Regions from separate parts of the Mus musculus genome. Here region 2 is linked to region 1. The links are chromatin contacts, found by Hi-C or POLR2A ChIA-PET in ENCODE. All regions are on one chromosome and are shown on one strand. Each heading gives the region's core, a stretch centred on a gene start or an enhancer-like site at or near the end of the contact. The rest is flanking DNA. Distances are from core to core; before and after follow the strand shown.

Evidence for each region. A loop is a pair of places that touch in the nucleus more often than their neighbours do. ChIA-PET counts read pairs that join two places held with the same protein, here RNA polymerase II (POLR2A).
Region 2: a map of heart shows a loop between it and region 1 (2.2-fold over the local background). The contact joins the promoter of Cgnl1 here to the enhancer-like site in region 1. A Hi-C loop is called at or near these places in 1 of 37 maps with a recorded cell type or tissue (heart). POLR2A ChIA-PET finds 5 or more read pairs at or near these places in 1 of 5 experiments (Patski).

The regions. Positions count from the first base shown.
Region 1 is chr9:71,662,948-71,669,272 of GRCm38, reverse strand. The region is part of intron 8 of Cgnl1 (cingulin-like 1); the gene reads left to right. Among named protein-coding and RNA genes, the nearest start is that of Myzap, 74 kb to the right of the region's middle. Within about 2 kb of position 2,697, at least 1 of the 3 ENCODE cell types and tissues checked has a DNase peak (open chromatin) inside an H3K27ac peak, as active enhancers do; it is heart, where a contact is called at or near this core.
Region 2 is chr9:71,767,300-71,773,428 of GRCm38, reverse strand. Cgnl1 (cingulin-like 1) reads left to right here and starts at 1,827. Exons shown (of 19, transcript NM_026599.5): 1 at 1,827-1,920.

The DNA.
Region 1 (6,325 bases), core at 1,448-3,947:
TGTGTGCATGCATACATGTATGGTTATATGTGTGGATACAGATGTATAGAGCCCAGAGGCCAACCTCACATCTCTCCAGTGCTATCTCCTTTTATAATTTGAGACTCACTGGCTTGGAGCTCACCAGGTAGGCTAGGCTGGCTACCCCCCACTGCACCCCACATCCCTACTCCTGTGAACCTCAGGGATTAGCCTGGCTGGCCCATGAGCCCCAGGGATCCTCCTGTCTCCACCTTCCCAATGCTGGGCTTAGGGTTATAAGCACCCACATCTCATCCAGCTTTAACATCTCATATTCATTTTTAAGACTTTTCTTTTTAAAAGATTTATTTATTTATTTTATGTATATGAGTACACTGTAGCTGTCTGCAGACACAGCAGAAGGGAGTGTCAGATCCCATTACAGATGGTGGTGAGCCACCATGTGGTTGCTGGGATTTGAACTCAGGACCTCTGGAAGAGCAGTCATTGCTCTTAACCACTGAGCCATCTCTCCAGCTGGAGACTTTTATTTTCTAAATTAGCAAAGTATGTTTTAGTGATTCACCCTTCCCTCCTCTCCTCCCCACCCTGGTATCCTAGCCCTTGGGGATCCTCCCCAGCGCTCCCTTGTTAATTTTCCATGGGCCCTTTTCCCCATCCCTTTACCTGTCCTTCCTCATCTCCTATCAGCTTTTAAAACTTTATATATTTATTATTTGTGTGTGGGTGTGTGTAGGTGTCTGCATATGAGTGCAGGTATCCTCAGAGGCCAGAAGAACCTCTGAAGCTAGAGTTACACATGCCTGTGAGCCATCTGATGGAAGTGCTAGGAACAAAGTCATGTCTTCTAGAAGAGCCTCCAGTGTCCCTTAACTGCTGAGCCACCTCTCCAGTCCCCCAGCTTCTTTTATTTTAATTAGGTTTGAGGGGATCAAACTTGGACCCTCATACTTGGACAATAAGCACTTTACTGACTGGGTTTCCTGACTGGGTTTCCTCAGGACCACTTCTTTTATGTTGGGGGAAGAGGGAGCAAAGCCAATCCCATGGTCACCCTCGACTTCAAGGGGACAGGGAACAGGAGGGCAGAAAGAACTGGAAATAGTGGGGGTAGCACATTCATGGGGTCTCTGGTCAGCACTCAAGGGGCTTGTTCTGTAGAGTGGCCTTGGGGGGAGTGCCCTAGAAAGGCCTTGCAAAGCCACTCTAGAGTGACCCTGGGTGCTTTGATTAGATGCCCTCTCTCCACCCCTCTGCCTTTCCCAGTTCTTCTAAGGAGGAAGGTGGCATTTTTGTTACCCAGAATAAGAATCATGTCTATAGCCTGGCTGGGAACGGTTGGCCCAAGGGGACAGAGGCCAGAGTCACCTGCCTCCTTCAAGGCCTTGCCCAACAGGAAGTCTGTGATTCATGCTCTGTAGCACTGGGTGTGCACACCAATTCCTTCCTGGACGCTGTGGGTTGTTTACACAGCGACTAGCGATTTGACATTTGGCACTCTTGTCTCTCACTTCTCTTGATCTGTGCAGGGAATAGAATGCCACCTGTATTTTCTAAGGAAACCAAACTGTGACTCTGTGGCATTGCTATGTAGACAAAACCTCCGAGTGAGCAGGTGGCCTTACCTGGGCCAGGAGAGCCCTGGTGCTGTTTTCCAGGCTGCTGGGTTGGAGCTGGCTGCTGCCCCCCTGCAGGCTGGCTTCCAAGGAGTCCAGAAAACTTCTTGAGGCTGGTAGGAGTTGCTTTCTCAGTTCTGTCCCCGGGAACTGCCACAATAAGTTAAAGTGAGAAATATGTGTAAGTGCACCCTTGTTATGTAAGTTAACCCCAGGGGTTGTAGGACTCAGCCTTCAAGCTTGCAAACAGCCTTGGTCTAGCATCTTGATTCTCAATTGACATTCATTTCCTTTCTCCAGCTGTAACCTTGGATGTAAAAAAGAGAATTTGGCAATGTTCTGAGTGGTCATTTGTCTTAACTTGAGGGTGCTAAGAAGCCCCCATTTAAAAGTGAGGCTTCTGGGTTGAGAGCCATGGTGCAAGCATTTTAGTTTAGGGTTTTTTTGTTTGTTTGTTTGTTTTGTTTTGGGGGGGATGCTCTCATGTAGCCCAAGCAGACTTTGAACTTCTGATCATCTTGCCTCCAACTTTCCAAGTGATGGGATTAATAGCATGTACCACAGTGCCCAGTTTATGAAATGCTGAGGATATAATCCAGAGTTCGTGCATGCTAGGCAACCACACTACCAACTGAGCTTACAACCCCAGCCCTACATTTTGAATTTTAAAAGTTGCATGATTTCCACTGCTTTGGTTGGTCCCCAGCATCTATGGCTATGTGGTGGCAACAGAGCGAGAAGACAAAAGATACACTTTCCTAGGTGACAAGATCTGTGGGGAAGGGGGATGTGTAACGTGGTGGCTTTGAAGACCTGTGTGGCTCCAGGCTGAACCTTTGGTTTGTTTTGGAGGGACACTCACATCAGTATGGGATACTGGACTTCAAAAATCCTGCTCATCTTGTCTAGCATAGGCACTGGCAGCCAGCTGTGTTGTGACTCTCCTTAAGTCCTCTGGTCTGTCAGTGAGCGGGCTAATCTCAAGCAGGAGTCCAACCCCTGGTTTATTTTCCTGCTTCCACCCTTACGTTCTTTCCTGGTGACGCAAGCTCAGAAGCATGGCGTTGTCTGAGCGAAGCCTCTTCCGCAGGCAGCTCCTTGGAGCTAACAGCAGGGGATGCTGGATTCTGTAATCAGATATTTCATATGTTGGTCATAAGGTTAGCTTAGACCAGCCCTCTTTGGGAGGGAGAATATGAAAAAGTGTCTTAAAGATATGACATGAGGCTCTTTTTATCCCCTCCTCCCCCACCTCTTTCCCTCCCTCCCTCCCCACCCCCCATCTTCTGTCAGTCACCAGCCTATGTCTCTTATGTCTCTCATCTGGAAATTTCACATGAACAGAATCATGCATTTAGGCACGAACTCCTGAGCACATGGGCCTTTGGGGAAAATCAACGTTTTCTTTATTTTGGTCGAGAGGGTTTTAATGGAAGTTACTCTTATTCTCATCTTGAATATCTGAATGTGTTTATTATGTGGTTTAAACGACAGCCTGTGTCAAGCACAGTTTGTGAGCAAGTGTTGGTGTGTGTCCATGAATATCAGTTCCTGCAGAGGAGAGCATCAGTTGGAACTGGTATTACAGAGAGCTGTGAGCCTCCAGGTGGGTTCTGGGAATTAAATCCAGATTCTTTGCAAGAGCAGCCAGTGCTTTTAACTGTTGAGCCATCTCTCTAGCCCCAAATATTAGGATGATTTATTATCATAGTTTTTGTCTGGATCTGTGTTTAAATTATGGGTCTCTCTGAGAATTAATCTTGTGGGGATTTTTTATCCTCTTAAAGTAAAACATAACTTATTTTTACAAGGAAACAAGTTTGTGTGTGTGTGTGTGTGTGTGTGTGTGTGTGTGTGTGTATGTGTGTGTGTGTGTGTGTGTACACATGTGTATTGGACTTACTTATCCTCTTCAAAAATCCTGCTCAACCTGTCTAGCATAAGCACTGGCAGCCAGCTGTGTTGTGACTCTCCATAAGGTCCTGTGGTCTGTCAGTGACCAAGCTAATCTCAGCTGGGAGTCCAACCTCTGTTTTATTTTCCTGCTTCCTGCATATATACATTTATCATTGTGTGTAACATGTGATTGTGATGTGTGAGGTGTCATGTTGTGTGCGTGGAGGTCAGAGGTCAGCCTTGTGGCGCTGCTTCCCTCCTTCCCTGTTTGCGTAGGTTCCAGGATTGAACTCAGTTTGTCAGAGCTTCTACCCACTGAGCCATCCTGCCTGCTCCAGGAGACCACTTACATTTTTAAGCTACGTAATCATGAGTTACTATTAAAAAAAAAAAAAACAAAAACAAAAAACCTGGAATAATTAAGTTAGATAAAGAGATAGCAAGAAGTATTTTTCAGTGGTTCTGTATGTGGGGAAACGACCACTTGGGCAACAAGCACACAGAATTTGAATACAGTTTTCTGGAAGCTTTGTCTATTTAGCCTGAGGGATAACGAATTAGTAAGAAGAAGAAGACAATGAGCTGGTGACTTCATTATAGCATTATATTGTAGCATCAAGAAGCTGCATGCTGTCTTCTGCTCTAGGTGTTGTGGCGAGGACTCTGAGACCTGGCGGCAGGTGGAAATGCCATGTGAGTGTCCTAGAAGGTCAAGTCCAGCTCTGTGATTGCCTAGTACTGCCTGCTTTCCTCAAGTTCCTTCCAGGCCCTTAGACTATTAGAACAGAAAGGACACAGAAACCAGCTGGACTGGCTGGCCTTGTATGCTACAAAGGAAGCTGATGTGAGTTCAAGACCTACCCAGAGTCATCATAAAAAGACTAGCAGGGTCTGGTCTGGAGGCCACAGCTGACACAAGGAAACTTCAGAAGAGGCTCAGGGATCTTGGCCTTGGAATCAACTCTCCCTTGTAACATCTGGGACTTCGCAAGCATAAAGGACTTGACCAGGTGATCTCAGGCCAAAGCGGGTCCCGGATCAGATAGAGTGCAGGAGAGGCCAGTGACATGGGCGTCACTAGCCTGACCCTGGACTTGTTAGAGACAGCGTCCAGGCCTCACTCTAGACCTTGAGACAGAGTGAGCATTCACCGGATGATTCTTATGCTCATGAGAGCTCAAACCACCACAAACTTCTGACAGTAAAATCTACAGAGAACTAGAAAAGGACTGGAGGGAGTCTTTTCATTCTCCAAGACAAGGTTTCTCTGTGTAGCCTTGGCTGTCCTGGAACTCATTCTGTAGACAGAGATCTGCCCGCCTCTGTCTCCTGAGTGCTGGGATTAAAGGAGGGTGCCACCACCTGCCCGGCCTAATACAGGCTTTTTAAAATTACTAAATAGCTCACCATCATTTGGGTGAGTGGGGGAGCCTGAAGACAGTATAAGGGGTGTGACTTCCTACATCTTAGCGTGAGCAAGGAATTTATTATCACTGGTCCAGGCTGTCATTGGGCCAAGGAGAACAACTATACATTTGTGTTGTGGAGAGAGAGCAGCCTTCCAGCAGGTAAGCTGAGCTGGGGTGGGGGTGGGAATGGGGCACCTCTTAGCCCAGCTCCTGCAGCCTTAACACACTGGAGTGTGGAGTGGCCAGTGGCACGGAACTGACAAGCCAGCATTCTGTCCCCTGGCCTCCAGGCCTCCACGCCTCAGCTGTTTGCCCTCATTCAGCAGAAAAGGGAGACGGGAAGGAAGCAAAAGCTGGCTATGGCAGGGGCCTTGTTAATTAGTAAAGCCCGAAAGGTCTGTGTATTGGTTCTGCACTGGGACAAGCCCAGAGGCCCTGGCCATCTGTCTGTTGGCCATGAGGAGTGTGGTGTGGTACCTGAGCTCTGAAAGGAAAGGGTAGCCAGCCCCTCAACGAAGCAGAACATTCCAGATGTAGCCATTGGTGTGCTGTACTAGAGCTTTGTGCTTGTCTTAAGTGGATGAGTCATCCTGTCCCAGAAGCTAGTGAGAAGATCCTGAAGTGTGGAGTAACTCAAGTGGCACTTGCCAGCAGTCATTATTTGCAACTCTCGGTGACATCAGACAAAGACTGGGGTTTGGTCTTTCTGTGTCACAGTAATTGCACACCTCCCCCAACTCTCTGCCCCTCACCCCTGCTACCGCCTTTTAAATGAGTAACTAGAGCACGTGGTTGAGTGTGAAGGAGTTTAAAGGCAGTGTAAATTCAGCAGCTCAGCACATTCAAATATGTTGTTTGCCCTTAGTCACCGTTAGTTCACCAGACGCACACACTGGCCTAGGTGTTTAATGAATGAACCAGCCGGGAAGCCTGACTTGCCCTTTAAATACCTTAGGCTCATCTCTGCACAGCACCAGTTGCTCTGGAAAGTCGAGGCTCTCCATCATCTCTTCCAAGAAGTGTAGGTTTCGGGGCTGGAGAAATGGCTCAGAGGTTAAGAGTGCTTGCGCTCTCCCAGAGGACCAGAGCTCTGTTCTGAGCACTGACACTGGGCCATTCGCAAATGCTTATGAGTGTAGCTCTGAGGTGGCTCTCGACCTTCCTAAGGCTTCAAACCTTCAATAGAGTCCCTTTGCTTTTGTTGCTACTTCACTACTGCAATCTTGCTACTGTTATGAACCACAGTGAAAATAGCTGAGATGTGATCCCCAAAGGGATGGTGACCCACAGGTTGAGAACCGCTGCTCTAAGGAGTCTGTCTACACTAACGAGGGTGCAGGAGCATTTGCACACACTCACACACATACACAATTTTTTTTAATTAGATATTTTCTTCATTTACATTTCAAATGCTATCCTGAA
Region 2 (6,129 bases), core at 578-3,077, 110 kb before region 1:
AGAAACCCTGTCTTGAAAAACCAAATAAAAACCCCAAATAGTTAAGTAAATAAATAAGTAAACAAACAAACAAATAAGTATATCACTTGATGAATAGAGGTTCAGATCCCAAGCTCCCACATCAGATGCTCAACCTCCTGTAGCTCCAGCAGGTCCCACATCTTCTCTGGTCTCTGTGAACACTGCACATGCATGGTGCACACATATACACCCAGGCACACATGTAGACATGAAATAAATACATCTTTAAAAAACATACCTCTTTCCCTGTGGTCCTATTTCTGTTTCTGGAAACACATCTGGTTACCAGTTTTAGACGCTCTCTGGGACCGTCCCTCCCCACACGGATTCCTCTTGTAAGCCTCCTCCTGGTTTGTACGGTTCTGCCAATCCCGGTGTTCAGAGCCATTTAGGTGCAGGTTCCACTGCAGGCATTTTGAGGTGTCTAAGGCATGGTTAACATGTGTCTGCGCCTGTGTTATATGACACCCTTTCTATCGTCCAGCACAGCCTCCCTTACAGTTTGCCTAATTCCAGATATACCCAAAACCCAGATGTCTTTGCACTGGCAAGCAGTCCCGTTGAGAACACTGTTCATGCAGTTTTATCATCTACAAAGCCCAGACTTGAGAACTAAGCAATCAAGTTTCACAAAAACGTGCAATGTTTTAAGTAGGCTTACTACTTTCTTTTTGTTGGGAGGAGGGACAAAGGTTGCATTCATAACTATACTCGGCTGACTAGGCGTGGAGCATGCCTGGTAGACCCACTGTTTCCAAAGGGGTCCAGGGAGAATAGCTTCCTCCTTTGTCTTCTTTTTAAAGATCACTTGAAAATATTTTTTTTTCAAGTTTTGCCTGCATGTATACCTGTGCGCCACATATATGCAGTACCCGAGGAGGCCAGAAGATGGCACTAGATCCTCCTGGCACTGAAGTTAACAAAGGTTTTGGGAGCTGTCTTGATGGTGCTGGGAATTGAACCAGATCTTATAGAACAGAAACAGATCTTAACTTCTGAGCCATTTCTCCAGCTCTGTAAATAAATACAAGCACGTTTCATCACTGTGCAACTTTTCTTCTATTGCTGTTGCAGTTTTCCTACAAAATAATCACTATTACTTTTTGAAATCTTTTCACGTTACTGTTTTGAGTGACTGAATTTTTGAGTGTTGATTTTATTCAACATGTTTGTCAGTAAACATTTACTTATTAAAATACTGTAAGACACATGCCATTTCTGCAGTCCTTTCTTCAGGAATAACAAGCCGTTGAGTGAGTGCCTCGCTCACTTTACAATGGAGGAAACTGAACTTGGAAATGACACCCTGGCCTTCCCAGTTGGCAATGTAATGCCACCTTCCCTGGAAAACTAACTAAACTAGGGCCTGAGAGTTTGTCTCTAATGTCTGTGCTGCTACCAGGAGCCAGGTGACCTCAGAGCTAGGCCCAGCTTTAGCTTATAGACGTCACTTTGTCACTTCGTGCCTTTTGTGATTTGCTTCTAGGTGACAGAACAAGGCTGAGTGGAAGAATGGGGGGAAACTGAGATCTGGGGTGGGATTGCGGAATAGGGAAAGTTTCCTGGAGGAGGGGTTGTAAGGGGGTGCTGAGAGAGAGAAGAGAGTGGCTGCGGGTGGGAACGGGGTGCTGGTATGGGCGCAGGGAGGTCTCAGGGCGCAGATGGGGCAGGGTTTCAGGGATCGCCCGGGACTGTCCGCGAGGGGCCGCAGTCCTCGGTCCGCCGGGTCCTGGGTCGCTGGGAGGGTCCGGACGCAGACCCGCCTGCTCCTCCTCCCGGGAGGGCGGGCGACTGCAGGGCGGGGCGGGGCTGGCGCGGCCTCCTGGCGACGCGGCGGCCGCTGCTCTCCGGCCCGGCTCTGCGGGCAGCTGCCGGAGCGGGACCCTGGAGGCAGAGGCGGTAAGTGAGCTCCGAGCGGGAGCCCGGAGGGTGTGCGCGGGACCCCGGAGCCCAGACGGTGCCCGGGAACTCGACAGGCTCGAGCTCCTGCAGCTTTGCGCAGTGCTCAGCCTCAGCGTCGGTCGTGGGATCCGGGCGCCGCGGCTGCAGTCCCGGGGCTGGAGGTGCGCTCCTGCCTCCTACGCTGAGCCCAGTACTGCAGACGAGTCGGACAGTTGGTGGCGAGCCTGTACAGGGCTCTAGTGACAGCTGCGGGCGAGCCCCACGGAGCACCGCACTCCCAACCCTTCCCTGCAGTGTTTGATCTCAGTGCTCTTTAAGCCATTCCTTAGAACAGGCTGGTGGCCGCTCCGCTGTCCTGGCCCCGCGTGCCACTGCACTGTCCAGGCAGGTCACCCCGAAAGCCCTTAAACCACGAGAGCACTTTTTTCGCTTTCTGAGGGACTTTTCCAAGTTGCATCACCGTTTGGCTTCAAGGTAGGTGCCTGGCTGTGGTGTTGGACTTACAGAGACTTTTTTTTTTTTTTTTAAGAACTTTGTATATTTACTGTGTGCGTGCCCTTTTACCCCAAGAACCCTTCCAACGCCGAGTACCCTGCTCAAAATACTGTAGGAGTTCTTTTAAAGAGGACTTGGCTTGCAGAGTGGGCTACACACCTGGTGAGATTTAAATCAAAACCAATGAAAAGATTCTCACCTTCCTCGCGCCCCCCACCCCCACCCTGGGTACATCTCTACTCCAGGGGTCTGGGGGTAGTCGGCGGTGGGAACTTTTAAAAAGCGACCCCGGGTGGTTCTGGGTGCAGCCAAGTTTGGAAGAGCAGAGCGCTCAGGCTCCTGACCCACCTCTCCACCAGGGGAGCCTGTGGACGCAGCCTGCTAACCTTAGACCGCAGGTGGTGCCATTTAAAAAATAAAAGTTCTCTTTGTTCCTAATTCTATTTACAGTAAATATTTCCGGGGGCACTTTCTATTTAGGAGGTTGGAGTGTGGGCATTAAATTCTGAAGTCATTGCCAGAGTCAAGGTTATATAGTCCTGTCAGGGAAAACCAAGTGATTCGGAAAAGTGTCTCAGATGAAGAGAACACTTAGGATTTGGTGAGCTTTTGTAGACCTCCTCCTTACACAGGCACGTGTGTACAGACACAAAAGCACTTGTGTTACATAAACGTGGGGATTTTCCTGGGAGTGGAGAGACCCTGAAGGGTTTCATTTGTGAGTTAGTTATTTTTGATGTGTGCTCGCGTCCTCAGGAGCAGCCATGTGTATGTTCCTTGATAGAATAAATAACACCTGAGTTAGGGGGTTAGCGTTTCCAGTACCAAGGCAGAGCTCAGCTCAATCGCCTGTCAGGTGACCTAAGATTGATAGGACAATGGGAAGGCTGAACATCTGTTTGAATCCGGTGGTTTTCTGTCACATATGTTTTATGGGACGTTTTGTCACACGTGTTTTAGGACAAGACGGTTGTCCCTGGGTTAACAGTCATCTCTAAGTTAACGCTCTCTGGTATTCCAAGTATGCTCTCACAAGTCTCCTGGTGGTTGCTGCAACGTGGCCACTAATCAGACTTCCCTTTTCCTTAGGCGATGGTCCTGTATATTGTCTTTTTGTAGTATCAGGATGATGTCCCTTTATGGGTGCCCTGGGGAGGGTGTTTGTCTCTGATCTCTGACATGAGCTAGACTGACGTTGATTTTTGAAAATGAAAAATGATAAAGTGTTGTCCCGTTGGCCTGTCCTGTTTCCTCTCCTCCTACTACGGTGCCCTCTCCTGTCACTGGTCAGCTGCTAGAATGTGACCACTGAGGAGTCACCAACATAGCAATGGCCTGCCTGTGGAGAGTGTGGTGTCACAGGGTGGCCCCTGAACCCAGAACCTCCAACTTCCGCAGAGTGTGTATGTATATGTATATATGTGTGTGCAAATGCATACGTGCATGCCAGACCATCAACATGACTGGTGTACACTTGTGAACCTCCTTCTCACCTGGGGAACAGGGCCCACCTTGAAAGTGTCAGATGCCTGAGAGATGGGAGAGTGGTCTGGCCCTGTCCCACACAGAGCGCAGATTTATTACAATACTTCCCACCCTGGGAGAGCACTTGTGATGTTCTGACCTGACCAGAAGAAATGGGTGAGTGGGGTGCCCTTCATCCAGGGGAAGGGGTACAGCCTCCAGGAAGGTGGTCTGTGCTGAGAGCTGTGATTGTGTTAGAACCATCCACTTAGTATAATGGTTTCTATTTTGTAAGTGTGTGTGTGTGTGTGTGTGTGTGTGTGTGTGTGTGAAGTTACTTTCTCATGTTGATGGAATGAGGAATGACAGAATTTAAAGTGTTTCTTAGTTCTTTTCCTCTGAAACTCATTTATCTAAAAGATGCAGTTAACCTTTTTAAAAGCTCAACTGACTCCTCCCTTCCTTCTTCCCTTCTCCGTCCCGCCCTCCCTCCTTCCCGCCCTCTTCCTCCTTCCCTTCCTTCTGTCCTTTCTTTGGTCCTAATGCTAAAGGGCAGAGACATAGACAGAGGCTGGCACCCAAGGAGAAACATTAAGCTCAAGGGAATTGAAAACTGAGTATTTTTCCCTGGGTAACACCCAAGCACACGTTTCCTTCAGTCCTTTGGCACTGTCATTATGATGAAACAAGGGTATGAGACCCTAGAAGGGGAGGTGGGGGGGGAGGAGGGGTACGGGTGGGGGTGGCACCAGGGTTGAGTGGTCTTCGTGAAGTGGGAAGCTTGCTGGAGTGTTCAATCAAATGTCCCCACTGGGGCTTGTAAGATGGCTCAGCCGGTAAGGATGCTTGCTGGTGACCTGAGTTTGATCCCTGGAACCTACATGGTTGGAGGAGAGGCTTGACTCCCTGCAAGTTGTCTTCTGACCTCCACATGCTCACCCCACACATTTAAAACAAAACAAAACAGCAACCTCCTCTACTTTGCTTTTTCTCATGTTCGCCTTCCTCTGCTCCCCAAGCCAAGGCCCATCCCCACTTTTGTGAGATGTGGGCTGGGGGTGGTAGGAGCTGGGTCTTTCTATACCACCCAGGCTCACTGCTAGCTGAGATCCTCCTGCCTCAGCAAGTGCTGGGATTTACTGCCCAGCCACATGAGAGGTTGTGTTAATGTTTCTTTGGTTACTCATTGAGCAACTATGTAAGAAGCCTATCCCTGCTGGCAAGGCTCTGTCCCACCTGCCAAGGTCTTGGACAGGATACAGTCCTTGCCTTAAGGAGCCTGAGTCTGGGAAGTGGATCTGCAGACTGTGTGTTATGGTGTGCTGTGCACAGTGACCAGCTGGCAGTACGGGGCACAGGCTAGCCTCACCTGGGTGGATTCCCCTGCAGTTTGTGGATATGGAAGGCATAAAAAGCCTTTCTGAGAATAAGTTCCAGCTTATTTCACTGGGACTCTGCTCCAGACTTGAAATGTGGTGTGTGTGTGTGTGTGTGTGTGTGTGTGTGTGTGTGTGTGTTTCCCTGACTGGAGAAGAGAGAGGGGCTAGCACATATCATTCAGTATGGAAGAAAGAGGATGCTGGGCCCTGGGGTGGGGGTGGGGGAGAATGTGTTTGCCCAGAGGGTCTCTAGGGGGCTGGAACACTTGTGTGACCAGGGTAGCCTACCTGGCATTTGGTGACTGGCAATGGAAACCTAGTGTCTGTATCCGTCACAGAGCTGGGTAGAGTGCAGAACTCCAGATTCTCAGAGTGTAGTCTGACTCTGCGCTCAGGCATTACCCTGCCGGGGCTGCTTTTTAAAACAGGGCTCCTGCGCAGACTTCGAAGTCAGCTTCGATCACTCCAGGCTTCCAAGTAGTGTTTCGTAGGGCTGATGACCTCCCAGCCACTCAGGAGACTGAGTTAAGAGTGTAGGTTCAAGGCCTGCCTAGGCTGAGATAAAGGCCAGCTTGGGGCAACTTGAACCCTGTCTCCAAACTACAACTGAAAATACTGCTTGTTTGGTTTTGTTTGTTTGTCTTGGTTTGGTTTTTGTTGTTGTTTTGTTTTTTCCTTTTCTGAGACAGAGCCTTATGGATCCCAAGCTATTCTCATGCTCGCTAGGTTGCTCTGATGACCTTGAACTTCCAACCTGAACTCCCCAAATCCCAAGATTATAGGCAGACACTGTACCCATTTGTGCAGTGCTGATAATCAAGCCCAAGGCTTCGAGTATGTCAGGCAAGCCCTACCTACTGAGCCACAT